Linked DNA regions of Homo sapiens: region 1 is linked to region 2. A link is a loop called in an ENCODE intact Hi-C map of the cell type or tissue named here. Cell type or tissue: PC-9. All regions are shown on one strand. Each heading gives the region's core, and the rest is flanking DNA. Links, peaks and the distances in the headings are about the cores only.

Region 1 (9,983 bases), core at 778-8,777, 72 kb before region 2:
TACAAAAAATCAGCCGGTCACGGTGGCACGTGCCTGTAGTCCCAGTTACTTGGGAGGCTGAGGAGCAAGAATCACTTGAACCCAGGAGGCAGAGATTGCAATGAGCCAAGATCGTGCCACTGCACTCCAGTCTGGGTGACAGAGCGAGACTCTGTCTCAGAAAAATATAAAGAAAGAAAGAAAGAAAAGAAGAGAATGTGCCACTGCCCTCTTCAGCCTGGATCATAGAGCAAGATCTCTCTCTCTCTCTCAAAAAAAGAAAGCTTAGTACTCAAAGATTTCTTTTTTTTTTTTTTTAAATAGAGATAGGGTCTCTCTATGTTTCCCAGGCTGGTTTCAAAGTCGTGGGCTCCAGGGATCCTCCTGCCTCAGCCTCCCAAAGTGCTGGGATTACAGGTGTGAGCCACCGCACCCGGCCTCAAAGCTGCATCTTAAGGAGAAACGACAATCTAAGCAGAGAGAATGGCACAACACAGGCTTGGAGGCGGCCCCTTTGGGGAAGTAAAAGCAGCCAGTTTAGCCCTCCCTCCATTCCCACCATGGCTCAGGCTCTTCTCTTTATTTCAGCCTCTGCTGCCTTCTGGATTCTTGTCCTTTTTCCATTGCCAGCTCTTGGTGACAACATGCAGCTCACCAGTTTGACCTGTGGTGCTCTCTAAGGCTGTCACTTCTACTTCCCCTCTGGCTCTCTCTAGTCTGAGACAATTCGAGTAACCTCCCTGCCCGCCAGTGTGGCTCCTTGGCACCACAAGCCCAGCCCTCTAACAGAAACAACCAGACAGATGCAAACCGGGACACCTAAGGATGGACAGCAGGGCTCCATCCTCCTGTTCAATGCTGCCACTGGGATCTCAAATGAAGACGGAGAAGCTCTCATTTTCGCCAGACACTGTGGCTCACTCCTGTCATCCCAGCGCTTTGGGAGACTGCGGCAGGAGAATTGCTTGAGGCTGGGAATTGGAGACCAGCCTGGGAAACTTAGCAAGGCCCTGTCTCTACCACACATGAAAAATAGCTGGGGGTGGTGGTGTGTGCCTGTGGTCCCAGCTACTCAGGAGGCTGAGGCAGGAGGATCGCTGGAGCCCAGGAGGTTGAGGCTGCAGTGAGCCATGATCGCACCACTGCACTCCAGCCTGGGTGATGGAGCAAGACCCTGTCTCTAAAAAAAAGGCCTGATTTTCAAGAATGTGTGCCCAAATCTGGGGGTGGGAGAGGAGACATTCAGGATCCTAACAGGCTAGAGAAAAGGTCCAACTCTTAGGAGATGAAATAGCTAAGCCTCTGGTCACAAAGCCATGACCAAATCCCAGAAAGGAGAGGCAAGGCACTGCAGGAAAAGACTCGGGGGTTTAGAAAAGAAGCTGTGAACTGGGTGCGGTGGCTCACGCCTGTAATCCCAGCACTTTGGGAGGCAGAAGTGGGCGGATCAACTGAGGTCAGGAATCCAAGACCAGCCTGGCCAACATGGTGAAACCCCCTCTCTACTAAAAATACAAAAATTAGCCGGGTGCGGTGGTGGCATGTGCCTGTAATCCCAGCTACTCAGGAGGCTGAGGCAGGAGAATCGCTTGAGCCTGGGAGGCTGGAGGTTGCAATGAGCTGAGATTGGCCCACTGCACTCCAGCCTGGATGACAGAGTGGAAAAAAAAAAACAAAACCAGCCTCAGCAACATAGTGAGATCCATTTCTACAAAAAATTTTTTAAAATTAGCCAAGTGTGGTGGTGCATACCTGTAGTCCCAGCTACTAGGGAGGCTGAGGTAGGAGGATCACTTGAGCCTGGGATGTTGAGGCTGCTGTGAGCCAAGATTGCACCACTGCACTCCAGTCTGGGTGACAGAGTGAGACCCTGTTTCCAAAGAAAAAAAAACACCAATAATAAACATTGATTATTTTACATACTTTTTTTGGTCAGGGATTCAGAAATGACTTAGGTACATGGTTTGGATTTAAGGTTTCTCTTAAGGTTGTAGCCAAGATGTTGTCCAGGTCTACAGCCATCTGTCAGCGTTACTCAGCTGGAGGCACGGAGGCATTCCTGCCTGCACTGAGACATTCCTGCCCTTTCACAGTCTTGACACTTTTGAAGACTACTGGACAGTTAGTTTGTAGAATGCCCATCAATTTGGGTTTGTCTGATATTCTCTTGTGGTTAGATTGAGGCTATGCATTTTTCTCAACGAGACTGTAATAGTACAGTTGTGTCCTTTTTATTTATTTTTTGAGACAGGGTCTCACTCTGTCACCCAGCCTGGAGTACAGTGGTGCAATCATAGCTCACTGCAGCCTCGACCTCCTGGGCTTAAGTGATCTTCCCACCTCAGCCTCCCGAGTAGCTGGAATTACAGGCATGCATCATCGTGCCCAGCTAATTTTTATATTTTTGTAAACACAGGGTCTCATTACGTTGCCCAGGCTGATCTCAAACTCCTGAGCTCAAGTGATCCTCCTGCCTCAGCCTCCTAAAGTGCTGGGATTACAGGTGTGAGCTACTGTATTCAGCCTCCAAGCTGTGTCCTTTTTAGTGTATCACATTAGAGGGTTCATGATGGCATTATATCTCATTGCTGGAGATGTTCACCTTGACCATTTGGTTCAAGTGGTGTCTTCTGAGATTTTCCACTGTTATATTACCATTTTTCACTTTGTATTTAATAAAATCATGAAGTCTCCTAAAGCTTTCTCAGGCATCTACATTTGTCAAAGCTCCCTGAGTGATTCCATTGTGCTACCGGGGTTGAAAACCACCAAATAGGTAGATCAAGTTCATGGAGGAGCTAAGATGGGTGAGATGGGGACTTGAAAAGAGGTGACATGAGGAATGGCTGAACGCCTGCAGAATATAAGAGTCAGGGACTGGCTGGGCATGGTGGCTCATGCCTCTAATCCCAGCACTTTGGGAGGCCGAGGTGGGTGGATCACCTGAGATCAGGAGTTCAAGACCAGCCTGGCCAACCCCATCTCTACTAAAAATACAAACAAAATTAGCCCGGCGTGGTGGTGGGTGCCTGTAGTTCCAGCTACTCAGGAGGCTGAGGCAGGAGAATCGCTTGAGCCTGGGAGGCGGAGGTTGTAGTGAGCCAAGATCACGCCACTACACTCTAGCCTGGGCAACAAGAGCAAAACTCTGTCTCAAAAAAACAAACAAACCAAACGAACAAAAAAAACCAAAGTCAGGGACTAACATGTTTGAAAATATCTGAAGAGCTGTCAAGTGTGAATAGTTCCTGTGCAAACCAAAAATAAAATTCTAAGCACCCCCATCAACAGAATGGACTCCTCTTTCAGCCAAGGGCATTCCAAAGTTAACCTGAAACACTAGTACAGGCCATCATGGGAAGGGGTGTTTGGACATGCCTCATTATACCCACCTCCCTTTGAAATTCAGGTATAGCCAACAAGCATGAACATGAAAAGAGAAACCTTAAGATGGACAAAACACACTCTTTAGCAATGAGATACCAGCATGACAGATAGCAGGCCCTGAAAGAAATCAAAGTATTTTACCCACAAATATATTTCTTTGAGATACATACATACATATATATATATATATATAGACACACACATACATATATATACACACACATATATATGTGTGTGTGTATATATACATATATATAAACTTTTGTTTAGGTCAGGCACAGTGGCACATACTTGTAATCCCAGCACTTTGGGAAGCTGAGACGGGTGAATTGCTTGAGCTCAAGACTTTGAGAGCAGCTTGGGCAACATGGTAAAACCCTGTCTACAGTTTTTTTTTTCTGTTTTTTTTTTTTGATACAGAGTCTCACTCTGTCACTGAGGCTGGAGTGCAATGGCATGATCTCGGCTCACTGCGACCTCCACCTTCCGGGTTCAAGTGATTCTCCTGCCTCAGCTTTCTGAGAAGCTGGGATTACAGGTGCACAGCACCATGCCCAGCTAATTTTTGTATTTTCAGTAGAGATGGGGTTTCACCATGTTGGCCAGGCTGGTCTTGAACTTCCGACCTCAGGTGATCCACCTGCCTTAGCCTGCCTCCCAAAGTATTGGGATTACGGGAGTGAGCCACCAAACCCAGCTCCAAATTTTCTTTTTTTAAATTAGCCATGTGTGGTGATAAGCACCTGTAGTCCCCACCACTCAGGAGGCTGAGGTAGGACGATTGCTTGAGACCAGGAGGTCGAGGCTGCAATGAGCTGATTGTGCCACTGCACTCCAGTCTGGCAGTGAGAGTGAGATTGTCTCAAAAAACACAAAACAAACAAACAAACAAAATAAAGACAGGGTCTCCTATGTTGCCCAGGCTGGTCTCGAACTCCTGGGTTCAATCAATCCTCCTGCCTCAGCCTCCCAAAGTGCTGGGGTTGTAGGCGTAAACCATCATGCCAGCCTCTATGGGAGCCATAAAGTGGTCTATGTAATCACACACTTGTCAAACCAATTCTATCCGTGATTCTTGGGGAAATCTGTGAAGTCCCATCTATCTGAAGAGATGTTGTGGAGGCTGAAATAACTCCATCTTGGAAGCTAGGCTTCTGATTAACCCTGGTTCCAAGAATGCCTCTAAGATTTCCAGTTTATCTATCATTCCTTATATAAAAGCGCATACTTACCATTAATCCTGCCCTTATGCCAGAGGCGTTAGAACCAGAGTGACTCCATCTTGAGTGAGGGCTAAGAAAAATGAGGCTGGGGCTTGCTGGGCCGCACTCCCAGAAAGTGAGGTATTCCTAGCCTCCAGATGTTTACAGTTAAGGGAACAGATTGACAATGTTTACTAAACAGACCCAGACTTAGGAGTGTCCTGATATCCCGATATCTTGACAACAGAAGCGTTCCTACGATAATTTCGATTCTTGCGAAATACAGTAAGAAAATTAATCCTTTATCACAAACCCTTGTAGCAGAACACATCTCCCCATAATCTTTTCTTATGCTATATATAAACAAGTATTGTCTCCAGGGTGGACACATTCCTCCTCTTCCTAACCTGTCTGTGGAGTAGCTGTGTCCTTCACCACGTTACTTTCCTAATAAACTTGCTTTTACTTTATGAACTTGCCCTGAATTCTTTCTGGCGCGAGATCCAAGAACCCTCTGTTGGGGTCTGGATCGGGACCCCTTTCTGGTAACACTTGGATCAAATCAACCTTGATGAACTCCTACTTACTGTAAATCCTGCCCTTAAGCAAATTCCTACACATTCCTTCTGGAGCATGTGCATTCTTTCCTTATGGTATATAGTTCCTGAGTCTGGGATGTAACAGCATGGAGATCTACCTGCCTTGTGGCCATCCAAGACGATGCTTCTGTCCATAGTTCCCCCAGTGAAACACCCCGTGATGACAAACTGGATTTGTCTGCCTCATTCTTTGGTTTCTTGGCTCCTTCTATACTTAGGGTTGTTTTGCATATAAGGCCCTATTGTGAAACAGATGTTTAATATGAGTCACTGTTCTGTTTAGAAATATACATTGTTGTTACTGTTGATCTCCACTTCTGCGGGGGTGTTTCCTGTTCTGGAAATCTCTCTGCTGGCCCCTGGGGCACCTCCGTGAATAGTGAAATGCTCACTACTTGGCAGGGAGACTTTCAGCTCTGAGTCCAGCCTGCAAACACCCCAATATCACTCTTCGCACAGAGATACAGGCACTGTGACACTAAGCTGGAGGCAAGGTATGTGGGGAGGCTGGCCTGGGGAAATAAAGCTATTTTTGGATCCAATAAAGCTTCCTAAAGCTGAGGCCACCTAAGAGGTATCCGTCAAATGCTTACCTTGTATAGGATTCTTCTGTGTATTTTGGTCCAGTGGTCAGCAAGAGGCCGGGAGCTACAGAACTACCCATCCAGGGCCCCAGGGAAGGTTAAGGACAGGGTTAAACCAGACTTCAATTCTCATCATCCTGATGCAGCAAGAAGGAAATGTCTGTTATCAGTGTGGGTGGGAGTTGTGTTTCCCCTGAAAGGAGTGGAAATTTCACTGAAAGTCATCCTGGAAAGAGGCCAGTCTTCGGAGACAGAAAAAAAAAAAAAAATGAAAAGGCTGGGCGCGGTGGCTAATACCTATAATCCCAGAACTTTGGGACACCAAGGTCTGCTGATCACTTGAGGTCAGGAGTCCAAGGCCAGCCTGGCCAACATGGCAAAACCCTTTCTCTACTAAAATTACAAAAAAAAATTAGCCGGGTGTGGTGGCACACACCTGTGGTCCCAGCTACTTGGGAGGCTGAGGCACGAGAATCGCTTGAACCCGGGAGGCAGAGGTTGCAGTGAGCCAAGATCGTACTATAGCACTCCAGCCTAGGTGACAGACTGAGACTCAGTGTCAAAAAAAAAAAAAAAAAAAGAAGCTTGGGGAGGTGGGTCTCAAAGACAAAACAAAAGCTTTTTCTCTCCCCAGGGCTGCTAAACCTGGATTTTGAGGCACAGACAAAAGATCTATGTTGTAGCTAATTTTCTGACAATTTGGCTATGCTAAGGTGCCTGTCTAGACATCAGTTTAGATGCTAACACCAGTCTAGGTGCTACTATGAAGGTAATTTTCAGACATGATTAACTTTTTTAATTTTTATTTTAGAGACAGAGTCTTGCTCTGTCGCCCAGGCTGGAGTGCAGTGGTGCGATCATAGCTCACTGCAGCCTCAACCTTCCAGACTCAAGTGATCCTCCCACTTAAGCCTCCCAAGTAGCTGGGACTACAGGCTCACACCACCACGCCTGGCTTTATTTTATTTTTTTTGTAGAGACAGGGTCTCGCTATATTGCCCAGGCTGGTCTCAAACTCCTGAACTCAAAGCGATCCTCCTGCCTCGGCCTCCCAAAGTGCTGGGATTACAAACGTGAGCCACCGTGCCTGGCTGTGATGAACATTTAAATCAGCAGACTTTGAATAAAGACGATGACCCTCCACAAAGCAGGTAGGTCTCATCCAATCACTTGAAGGCTTTAAGGTCAAAGAGTGAGGTTTCCTGAAGAAGAAGGAATTGGGCCTCGATTCCACTGCAACATAGAAACCCTGGCTGGGTTTCCAGCCTGCTTGGCCTGCCTGAAGAATTTAGACACGAGGCTGCAACACCACCTCTTCCCTGGATCTCCAGCCTGCCAGCTTGCCCTACACATTTTGAACTTGCCAGCCTCTGCAATTACAGAAGCCAGTTCTTTTTCTTTTTCTCTTGAGACAGAATCTCACTTTTGTCGCCCAGGCTGGAGTGCAATGGCATGATCTCAGCTCACTGAAACCTCCGCCTCTCAGATTCAAGTGATTCTCCTGCCTCAGTCTCCCAAGTAGCTGGGATTACAGGTGCCCACCACCATGCCTGGCTAATTTTTGTATTTTTAGTAGAGATGGGGTTTCACCATGTTGGGCAGCCTGGTCTTGAACTCCTGACCTCAGGCGATCCGCCTGCCTTGGCCTCCCAAAGTGCTGGCATGAGCCACCACGCCTGGCCTAAACCAATTCTTATTTATTTATTTTTTGAGACGGAATTTCGCTCTTGTTGCCCAGGCTGGAGTGCAATGGCATGATCTCAGCTCACTGCAACCTCCACCTCCCGGGTTCAAGTGATTCTCCTGCCTCAGCCTCCCGACTAGCTGGGACTACAGGCATGCACCACTATACCCAGCTAATTTTTTGTATTTTTAGTAGAGACGGGGTTTCTCCATGTTGACCAGGCTGGTCTTGAACTCCTGACCTCAGGTGATCTGCCTGCCTCGGCTCCCAAAGTGCTGGGATTACAAGCATGAGCCACCGCGCCCAGCCTAAGCCAGTGCTTTAAAATAATGAAAGGATTATTTTTCTCTCTCTGTATGTATATCCTATTCACTCTGTTTGAGAGCCTTGACTAATACAGTTTCACTAGAAATTGACTCCTATTGCAATGACTGAGGATGGGAGTTGGGGAGGAATCATATTGGAAGAGATCCTGTGGGCAGGTTGGTGCCTATGGCCTCTGACTGCAGCCCCTTCCAAGACTCAGCTGGAAGCATCTGGATTAAGGGATTGGAAAACTCTAGCCTGTAGACCAAATCCACTCGTAGGCTACAGTGTACAGCCCACAGTGTTAAGATTGTTTTTGTATTTTTAAAGGATTGTTAAAAACAAATAGACAAGCCGGAGGCAGTGGCTCACACCTTTAATCCCAACACTCTGGGAGGCCAAGGCGGGAGGATTGCTTGAGCTCAGGAGTTTCAAACCAGTCTGGGCAACATAGCAAGACCCCATCTCTATTAAAAATCAATCACAGGTGACTGAGGTGGTGCATGCACCTGTAGTCCCAGGTATTCAGGAAGCTGAGGCAGGAAGATCTTTTGAGGCCAGGAGTTTGAGACCAGCCTGGGCAACATAGCAAGACCCTGCCTCTATAAAAACTGTTTGAAATAGCCAGGTATGGTATTACAGGCCTGTAGTCCCAGCTACTTGGGAGACTGAAGCAGAAGGATCACTTGAGCCTGGGAGTTCAAAGCTGTAGTGAGCTCTGATCGCACCATCACACTGCAGCCTGGACAACAGAGTGAGACTCTGTCTATTTTTTTTTTTTTGAGATGGAGTCTTGTTCTGTTGCCCAGGCTGGAGTGCAGTGGCGCGATCTCGGCTCACTGCAAGCTCCACTTTCCGGGTTCATGCCATTCTCCTGCCTCAGCCTCCTGAGTAGCTGGGACTACAGGCACCCGCCACCACACCCTGCTAATTTTTTTGTATTTTTAGTAGAGACGGGGTTTCACCATGTTAGCCAGGATGGTCTCGATCTCCTGACCTCGTGATCCACCCACCTCAGCCTCCCAAAGTGCTGGGATTACAGGCGTGAGCCACCGCGCCTGGCTACTCTGTGTCTAAAATATAAAAAATCAGAACAAAACAAAAAGGTATACCCCCAGCCATCAACCACCTCCACACTTCAGCCTACTCCAAAACCCTAAAAAACTCCTAACTATGAGTTGTTTGGTATCTCTCGGTATTAGCTAACCCTGGGAGGGTCAGTTTCCTCCTCTAGCACCAGCAAGGCCCCAGATGTCAAAAAATAGAATCAAAATACAGGCCTTCCATGAGCCAGGCATGGTGGCTCATGCCTATAATCCCAGCACTTTGGGAGGCTAAGGCAGGCAGATCACCTGCGGTCAGGAGTTCAAGTTCAAGGAGGTCAAGGAACCTGGCCAACATGGTGAAACCCCATCTCTACTAAAAATACAAAAATTAGCTGAGCATGATGTTGCGTGCCTGTAGTCCCAGCTACAAGAGAGGCTGAGGCATGAGGATAGCCTGAACCCAGGAGGCAGAGGTTGCAGGGAGCCAAGCTCGCACCACTGCACTCCAGCCTGGGCAACACAGCAAGACTCTGTCTCGAAAACAAAACAAAACAAAAAAGAATCAAAATGCAGAAAATAAAGATACATGCTTAATATACTGGGTCATCTAGTGATTCTGGGTTTGTTTGTTTTTTGAGACAGACTCTCGCTCTGTCACCCAGGCTGGAGTGCAGTGGCACGATTTCAGCTCACTGCAACCTCTGCCTCCCAGGTTCAAGCGGTTCTCCTGCCTCAACCTCCCCAGTAACTGGGATTACAGGCATGCACCACCATGCTCAGCTACTTTTTTTTTTTTTTTTTTTTTTGTATTTTTGGTAGACACGGGGTTTCACCATATTGGCCAGGCTGGTCTTGAACGCCTGACCTCAAGTGATCCACCCACCTCAGCCTCTCAAAGTGCTAGGATTACAGGCATGAGCCACCGTGCCCAGCCTAGTGATTCTATGTTTACATTTAGAGGAACTGCTTTTCCACGGTACTGGACCATTTTACATCGCCACCAACAATGTAGAGTACCTGCAGATAGGTCCTTTGTCTGATATTCACGGCAAGTCAATACACAGATACACCAGGTTGCAGTAGAGAAGGAGGTTTCTTCATAAGGCCACCAAACGAGGAGATGGAGGAAACCTCAAATTCATCTCCCCCAGGAATTTGGAGTTAGGGTTTTTCAGAGTTTTGGAGTGGGCTGAAGC
Region 2 (8,818 bases), core at 1-8,000:
ATCCCAGTACTTTGGGAGGTGGGAGGATGCCTTCAGCCACTGCACTCCAGCCTGGGTGACAGAATGAGACTCAGTCTCAAAGAAAAAAAAAACTAAAAAAAGGAAAGTTCAGTCTAAAGAAGAGAACATCAGGGCAAACATGATCATGGCTTCAGCGGATACTGTCAGGTAACTCCCCGTATCCCTTCAGCAGTCACTTTTGTAAACCAAAGGCCACTTCCTGGGGACTCTTCCTGAGGGCCTTGTTCCTGGTCACAGAGAACCCTCAGTTTGATCATAACACAAGCCAGGAGTGTAGGGTGCAGCCCTCAACCAGTGACAGCAGGGAACTGGGGGGTACCTGACCCACCCGCTAAGCCAGCTCTGAGGTCTGCCCTGCACAGGCTCCCAGAACTCCTTGGCTGCTCACGCCATGCCCTGCTTAATAACTCCCCTTGCGTTGCTGCCTCTGCTTCCTTGCCTCAGTTTCCCCCTCCTCTCCTGGGGCTCCCGTGGAATCACCTCCCAAATAAAGGACTTGCACCAGAATCCTTGTCTCAGGGCCTGCTGGAGGAACTGAAATAAAAACAACGATCTTCAAATCTGCCTAAGCCTCAATTTCCTTTATCTTCCAAAATAAAAGACAAGTTAAGCATTTTTGTAAAGAACAGGGTCAATAGGTAGAAGAAATGGGAATATAGATTTCAGTCAAAAAAGAATTTGTTTTTTTTCCTTCTGAAATGGAGTCTCGCCCTGTTGCCCAGGCTGGAGTGCAGTGGCGTGATCTCAGCTCACTGCAACCTCTGCCTCCCGGTTCAAGCAATACTCCTGCCTCATCCTCCCAAGTAGCTGGGATTACAGACACGCGACACCATGCTCAGCTAATTTTTGTATTTTTGGTAGAGACGGAGTTTCACCATGTTGGCCAGACTCATCTTGAACTCCTGACCTCAAGGTATCCACCCCCATCAGCCTACCAAAGTGCTGGCATTACAGGGGTGAGCCACCGGGCCCGACCAATAATTCTTTTTTTAAAGAGACAGAGTCTTGCTCGGTCACCTAGGCTGGAGTGCAGTGGCATGATCATAGTTCACTGCAGCCTTGAACTCCTGGGCTCAAGTGACCCTCCTGCCTCGGCCTCCTGAGTAGCTGGGCCTACAGGTGCACATGCCACCATACTCAGTTAATTTTTATTTAATTAAAAAAAATAGGCCGGGTGGGGTGGCTCACACCTGCAATTTCAGCACTTTGGGAGGCTGAGGCGGGCAGATCAGTTGAGGTCAGGAATTCGAGACCAGCCTGGGCAACATAGTGAAACCCTGTCTCTACTAAAAATACAAAAATTACCCGGGCATGGTGGTGCATGCCTGTAATCCTAGCTACTCAGAGGCTGAGGCAGAAGAATCATTCGAACCCAGGAGGTGGAGGCTGCAGTGAGCTAAGATTGTGCCACTGTACTCCAGCCTGGATGACAGAGCAAGACTCTGTCTCAAAAAAACAAACAAACAGCTGGGCATGGCGGTTTATGCCTGTAATCCCAGCACTTTGGGAGGCTGAGGCAGGTGGATCACTTGAGGTCAGGAGTTCGAGACAAGACTGACCAACATGGTGAAACACCATCTCTACTAAAAATACAAAATTAGCCGGGCGTGATGGCGCATGCCTGTAATCCCAGCTACTTGGGAGGCTGAGTCACGAGAATTGCTTGAGCCTGGGAGGCAGAGGTTGCAGTGAGCCGAGATTGTGCCATAGCACTCCAGCGTATGCAACAGGAGCAAAACTCCATCTCAATAAAAACAAAAACAAAAACAAACCACCCTCTCATGATCATCCAGACTGTTGTGCCTGGTTTGAGTGACAGGCAACTCACCATCTATCCTCTTCCCACCTACAACAGCTCTGACTATCACAAACTTCTGTTAAGTTCTTTTAAAAATTTGGCTGAAGCCAGGTGTGGTGGCTCTCCCCTATAATCCCAGTGCTTTGGGAGGCTGGAGTAAGCAGATCGCCTTGAAGCCAGGAGTTTGAGACCAGCCTGGCAACCTTTGGGCTCTACAAATTTCTTTTTTTTTGTGACAGAGTTTTGCTCTTTTTTCTTAGGCTGGAGTGCAATGGCACGATCTTGGCTCACTGCAACCTCTGCCCCCCAGGTTCAAGTGACTCTCCTGCCTCAGCCTCCCAAGTTGCTCGGATTACAAGCATGAGCCACCACAAAATTAGCCCGGCTAATTTTTGTATTTTTAGTAGAGACGGGGTTTCACCATGTTCGCCAGGCTGATCTCAACCTCCTGACCTCAGACGATCCCCCTGCCTCTGCCTTCCAAAGTGCTGGGATTACAGGCGTGAGCCACTGTGACTGGCCCCACACACACACACAAAATAATAATAATAATTGACCAGGTATGGCCAGACGTGGTGGCTCACTGTAATCCCAACATTTTTGAAGGCCAAGGTGAGACAGTCACTTGAGCCAAGAGTTTAAGACCAACCTGGGCCACATAGAGAGACCTCATCTCTATTTTTTTTTCTTTTTTGAGACAGTCTTGGTCTGTCGCCCAGGCTGGAGTGCAATGGCGGGATCTCGGCTCACTGTAACCTCTGCCTCCTGCATTCAAGCGATTCTCCTGCCTCAGCCTCCCTAGTAGCTGGGATTACAGGTGCCCGCCACCGTGCCTGGCTAATTTTTTTATTTCTAGTGGGGACGGGGTTTCACCATGTTGACCAGGCCCTCTCTCTCACTATATATATATATTATTTGTTGTTGTTTGTTTGTTTTGTTTTGTTTTAAGCCTCGGGTGATTGTGATGATCTGTCAGGTTTGGGATCTGTTAGATCTCTCAAATGCCCCCAGCCAGCCCTGGCCCTACAGGTGTGGCCCCAAGAAGATGGGCTGGCACCTGCCTGGACCCTGTTTTTAAATATCCATTGTCGAGGTTGGGCTACTCTATGATCACATCTTGAGACCATCCAGAGCTCCACACAGAGATAAGCAATGCTTAGAAAGGAAACAAAACTTTGCCCAAGAGCCAGAAACCTATCTTCAACAACCAATTGTGCTATAAAGTAACTTAGTTCAGTTCACTGGAATATTACTTAATTTCCTCTGCTTTTTCTTTTTAAACAAGAAAGTGTTGACTCAGCCAACAGCACTGGGAACCAGACTCCCTGGGGCCTGCCTGCCCCTGCTCTTCTCCCAAATTCTCTTCTTTTTTTGTCCCTGTTGATGGAATTCAATAAAGGGATCTCTACCATCTGTCACTTGTTTTTTTTTGTTGTTTGTTTGTTTGTTTTTTTTTTTTTTGGCAGAGTCTCACTCTGTCGCCCAGGCTGCAGTGCAGTGGTGCCATCTCAGCTCACTGCAACCTCCACCTCCCAGGTTCAAGTGATTCTCCTGCCTCACCCTCAGGAGTAGCTGGGATTACAGTTGCCTGCCACCATGCCCGGCCAATTTTTGTGTTTTTAGTAGAGACAGGGTTTCTCCATGTTGGCCAGGCTGATCTTGAACTCCTGACCTCAAGGGATCCGCCCACCTCGGTCTCCCAGAGTGCTGTGATCACAGGCATGAGCCACCACGCCCAGTGCCAGATTATCTTTCTTCACTGTCTAATTTCATTCCTATGAGTATTAGTTTACTTTTCCTTTGTTGGGTCAAAAGTGCTGCTTCTGTTCCCAACCACAGAATTCTCTGGAATTGTTTTCAGGGCCGTCTCAGTCTCATAAAAGGGGATCAGGCAGGAGGAGTTTGGGAGAAACCTGAGAAGGGCCTGATTTGCAGCATCATGATGGGCCTCTCCTTGGCCTCTGCTGTGCTCCTGGCCTCCCTCCTGAGTCTCCACCTTGGAACTGCCACACGTACGTAGCTGGCCCATTCCCCTCCTGGGGTTCCTTCCCGGACCGCCTGGGAGTGGATGGAAATGAGTATCTCCAAACCCTTCCTCTCCCTGATTTTTAGGTGGGAGTGACATATCCAAGACCTGCTGCTTCCAATACAGCCACAAGCCCCTTCCCTGGACCTGGGTGCGAAGCTATGAATTCACCAGTAACAGCTGCTCCCAGCGGGCTGTGATGTGAGTATTTCTCGGACGTACTTTCTGGGGCCCCATCAGTCATGCAACAGGATGGGTGCTGGGCAGACCCCCAGGATGAGCCTTGGGATGGGAACCTGGAAACCCCACCTCTGCACACTAACAAGTGTGACTCTGAGCTTCAGGTAGAACCTGACTTTTTTTTTCTCTTTTTGAGACGGAGTTTCTTTCTTGTTGCCCAGGCTAGAGTGCAATGGCACGATCTTGGCTCACTGCAACCTCCCCCTCCCGGGTTCAAGCAATTTTCCTGCCTCAGCCTCCCAAGTAGCTGGAATTACAGGCACATGCCACCATGCTCAGCTAATTTTTGTGTTATTAGTAGAATTTCACCATGGTTGGCCAGGCTGGTCTTAAACTTCTGAGCTCATGTGATTTGCCCGCCTCAGCCTCCCAAAATGCTGGGATTACAAGTGTGAGTCACTGGACCCAGCCAATCCCCACTTTTAATAAACTCACAGTGAAGTAAGAGCTCAGGAATCATCAGCTATGATGAATAACCTTGAAAATGTGGCTAACAATTAAATGACATGTTGAGTGCAGGGTTCCTTTCTGGGGTGATGAAAATATCCTAAAATTGATTGTGGTGATGGTTGCATAATCTATGACTATACTAAAAACCATTGAATTATAATTATAGCCTTTAAATTGGTGGAGTTGTACATGGTGGGGAGGTTTAGACGATCGCTTGAGCCCAGGAGTTCAAGGCTGCAGTGAGGTATGATCGCACCACTGCACTCCAGCCTGGGTAACACAGAGAGACTTCATCCCTAACAAAAGAGAAAAAAAAGAGTGAATTACAGTTATCCCCCAGTAACCACAGGGGATTGGTGCCAGGATTTTGGCATACAATTTCCCCTGAATTTATGCAGCTTTTGCATCACCGAGTTTTGTATTTTCTATCCTCCTTTGGTTGGCAAAAGGCTGCCTATGAGTGGGCCCACAGAGTTCAAATCCGTGTTGTTCAAGAGTCAACTGTATGTGCCGTGTGAATTATATCCCAACAAAGCTGTTCTATTACAATGAAAGAATCAGCCAGGTGAGGTGGCGCAGGCCTGTAAGCCCAGTTACTCCGGAGGCTGAGGCAGGAGAATCGCTTGAACCCGGGAGGCGGAGTTTGCAGGAGTAGAGATCGCGCCACTGCACTCCAGCCTGGGTGACAAGAGAGAAACTGTTTCAAAAAAAATAAAATAGGCCGGGCGTGGTGGCTCACGCCTGTAATCCCAGCACTTTGGGAGGCTGAGGTGGGCAGATCTCCTGAGGTTGGGAGTTCGAGACCAGCCTGACCAACGTGGAGAAACCCTGTCTCTACTAAAAATACAAAATTAGCTGGACGTGGTGGCGCATGCCTGTAATCCCAGCTACTTGGGAGGCTGAGGCGGAAGAATCACTTGAACCTGGGAGGCAGAGGTTGTGGTGAGCCGAGATCGCGCCATTGCACTCCAGCCTGGGCAACAAGAGTGAAACTCCGTCTCAAAAAAAATAAAAAATAAAACAAAATAAAGGCTAGGCGTGGTGGCTCACACCTGTTATCCCAGCACTTTGGGAGGCCAACACAGGCGGATCACCTGAGGTCAGGAGTTCGAGACCACCCTGGCCAACATGGCAAAACCTTGTCTCTATTAAAAACACAGAAATTCGCTGGGTGTGCTGATGCGTGCCTATAATCCCAGCTACTTGGGAGTCTGAGGCAGGAGCATCACTTGAACCTGGGAAATGGAGGTTGCAATGAGCTGAGATCATGCCATTGCACTCCAATGTGGGCAACAGAGTGAGAGTTCGTCTCAAAAAAAAAAAAAAAAAATTAAGTGTCCTGGTGCAGGTTACATGCTGCAGGCTAGAACTGGTGGAAAACGGTAAATGGTACCTGGTAGAGGTGGGTCTGGAGGCATAGTTTCCAGTGGAAATCAAGATAGGAAAGAGGAGGGAGACAAGGCCCAGGAGAAGAGGGGACAGGGACAGAGAGCAACAAGTTTGTGGCAAGGCCAGAAGACTAGTGAGAGAGCTGCCCCTCCTTCCCTTTCTATCCCACCCCAGGAGGCAAAGAGTCTCAATATTGACTTATCCGTGTCTCTTTTTCACAGATTCACTACCAAAAGAGGCAAGAAAGTCTGTACCCATCCAAGGAAAAAATGGGTGCAAAAATACATTTCTTTACTGAAAACTCCGAAACAATTGTGACTCAGCTGAATTTTCATCCGAGGACGCTTGGACCCCGCTCTTGGCTCTGCAGCCCTCTGGGGAGCCTGCGGAATCTTTTCTGAAGGCTACATGGACCCGCTGGGGAGGAGAGGGTGTTTCCTCCCAGAGTTACTTTAATAAAGGTTGTTCATAGAGTTGACTTGTTCATAACATTTTTTGTCCATAAAACCCGAGTTTTCTTTAAGGAAAGAAAATTGATTCAATATGGATGGCTGGTTGCCTGGGAGGTCCCCAACCCCCGGGCAGACCCCGATACGGAATTCTGCCGTGGGTTTTTGTTTGTTTGTGCAAAAAAAAGCAAGGGTAATTTTAATACACTTTGGTAAAATGCTTGGTGAATTTTTTAACATTATTTAGAGAAAAAAGTTTAGTTTATTTGGAAAAGTAAGTTCTGTGCAACACCTCACAGCCTGTCAGTGCCGTGTAAATGTAGTAGCTCCGTGTTTGGCAGCGCTTTCTCTTAAGAAAGCAAGACACTAATTAGTTAATGTGAATATTATCTACCTACCAAACTGCGGGTGCGTTGTCTATATAGCTTAAATAAGCTTTTTACAAAAATAATCAGCCGGGTGCAGTGGTTCACGGCTGTAATCCCAGCACTCTGGGAGGCTGAGGTGGGAGGATCACTTGAGCCCAGGAGTTTGAGATCAGCCTGGGCAACATAGTGGCACCCATCACTACAAAAAAATTTAACAGTTACTCAGACGTGGTGGTGGGTGCCTGTAGTCACAGCTACTTGGGAGGCTGAGGTGGGAGGATTGCTTGAGTCTAGGAGGTCGAGGATACAGTGAGCCATGATCACACCACTGCACTCCAGTCTGAGCAACAGAGCAAGACCCTGTCTCAAATAATAATAATAATAATAATAAAGACTAACCTGGGCACCACAGTGAAACCCTGTCTCTACAAAAACACAAAAAATTAGCCAGGTGGGGTGGCACACACCTGTGGTCCCAGCTACTCAGGAGGCTGAGGCAGGAGGATTACTTGAGGCCAGGAGTTAGAGGTTGCAATGGGCCAAGATCACACCACTGCACTCCAGCCTGGGTGACAGATCAAGCCCCTGTCTCAAAAATATTTTTTTAATAAAAAATAAAAAGTCCGGGCACAGTGGCTCATGCCTGTAATCCAAACACTTTGGGAGGCCGAGGCAGGTGGATCATGAGGTCAGGAGATTGAGACCATCCTGGCTAACACAGTGAAACCCCATCTCTACTAAAAATACAAAAAATTAGCAGGGCGTGGTGGCGGGTGCCTGTAGTCCCAGCTACTCAGGAGGCTGAGGCAGGAGAATGGTGTGAACCTGGGAGGCGGAGCTTGCAGTGAGCAGAGATCGCGCCACTGCACTCCAGCCTGGGCGACAGAGCGAGACTCCATCTCAAAATAAATAAATAAATAAATAAATAAATAAATAAATAAAATAATAATTATTATTATTTTTGCCATTTCTTGCAACTTTTTGTGAATCTATAATTATTGTTTATAGTTATTAATTATTAATATCTATAATTGTTATAGATTTACAAGAAGTTGCAAAAATGGTATGGGGAGGTCAGGTGTATCTTTTTTATTATTGAGACAGAGTCTTGCTCTGTCACCCAGACTGGAGTGCAGTGGCATAATTACAGCTCCCTATAGCCTCTACCTCCCTGAGTTCAGGTGACCCTCCCACCTCAGCCTCCCAAGTAGGTAGGACTACAGGCATGGTCCACCACACCCGGCTAACTTTTGTATTTTGGCAGAGACAGGGTTTCACCATGTTGCCCAGGCTGGTCTCAAATTCTTGGGCTCAAACCATCTGCCCACCTCAGCCTCCCAAAGCACTGGGATTACAGGTGTGAGCCACCGTGCCCAGCCCCCAAATCTATCTTTTATTTAGTTTACCCCAATGGCTACAGCTTACATAATTATAATGCAATATCAAACCCAGGAAATTGACATTGGTATAAAGCGTGTGCATAGTTCTGTCATACTGTCGTTTTATCACGTGTATAGATTTACATTATAGCAACTGAGATCCCGATCTATTCCAACGTCACGGAGATCTCCCTCCATTCACCCCTTGACAATCACACCTCCCATCCACCACCATCTTTAGCTCCTGGCAACCATCATCCTACTCTTTGGTATTATGAATTTGACTTTTTAGATGCTATGTAGGTAGTAAGTGAGATCAGGCAGTATTTGTCTTTCTGCGTCTGGCTTATTTCACTTTGCATAATGTCCTCCAGGTTTATCCATGTTGTTGCAAATGGCAGGATTTCCTTCTTTTTTAAGGCTGAATAATATTTCTTTCTTTTTTTTTTTTTTTTTTTTTTTTTTTTTTTTTTTTTTGAGATGGAGTCTCGCTCTGTCGCCCAGGCTGGAGTGCAGTGGTACGAGCTCGGCTCACTGCAAGCTCCGCCTCCCGGGTTCACGCCATTATCCTGCCTCAGCCTCCTGAGTAGCTGGGACTACAGGTGCCTGCCACCACGCCCGGCTAATTTTTTGTAGTTTTAGTAGAGATGGGGTTTCACCGTGTTAGCCAGGATTGTCACGATCTCCTGACCTCGTGA

Evidence for each region. A loop is a pair of places that touch in the nucleus more often than their neighbours do. Peaks named below come from ENCODE experiments on the same cell type or tissue, not always from the same donor. Only the 100,000 strongest peaks of a DNase experiment are listed, where the experiment ranks them.
Region 1: it touches region 2 in a loop (2.3-fold over the local background); 6 of 110 quality-filtered maps call a loop at or near these places.

What each region holds. Positions count from the first base shown.
Region 1 is chr7:75,838,527-75,848,509 of GRCh38, reverse strand. No RefSeq gene overlaps it. Among named protein-coding and RNA genes, the nearest start is that of CCL24, 30 kb to the right of the region's middle. RefSeq lists an enhancer at 5,358-5,577. In PC-9, for the core only: no CTCF peak of the experiment used is centred there; a DNase peak (open chromatin) is centred at 5,429; H3K27ac peaks cover 1,104 bases.
Region 2 is chr7:75,767,117-75,775,934 of GRCh38, reverse strand. It overlaps CCL26 (C-C motif chemokine ligand 26), which reads left to right and starts at 3,724. Exons shown (of 3, transcript NM_001371938.1): 1 at 3,724-3,831; 2 at 3,932-4,046; 3 at 6,146-6,397. The coding sequence starts at 3,759. The coding sequence ends at 6,242. RefSeq lists a silencer at 2,910-3,204. In PC-9, for the core only: no CTCF peak of the experiment used is centred there; a DNase peak (open chromatin) is centred at 3,594; H3K27ac peaks cover 1,486 bases.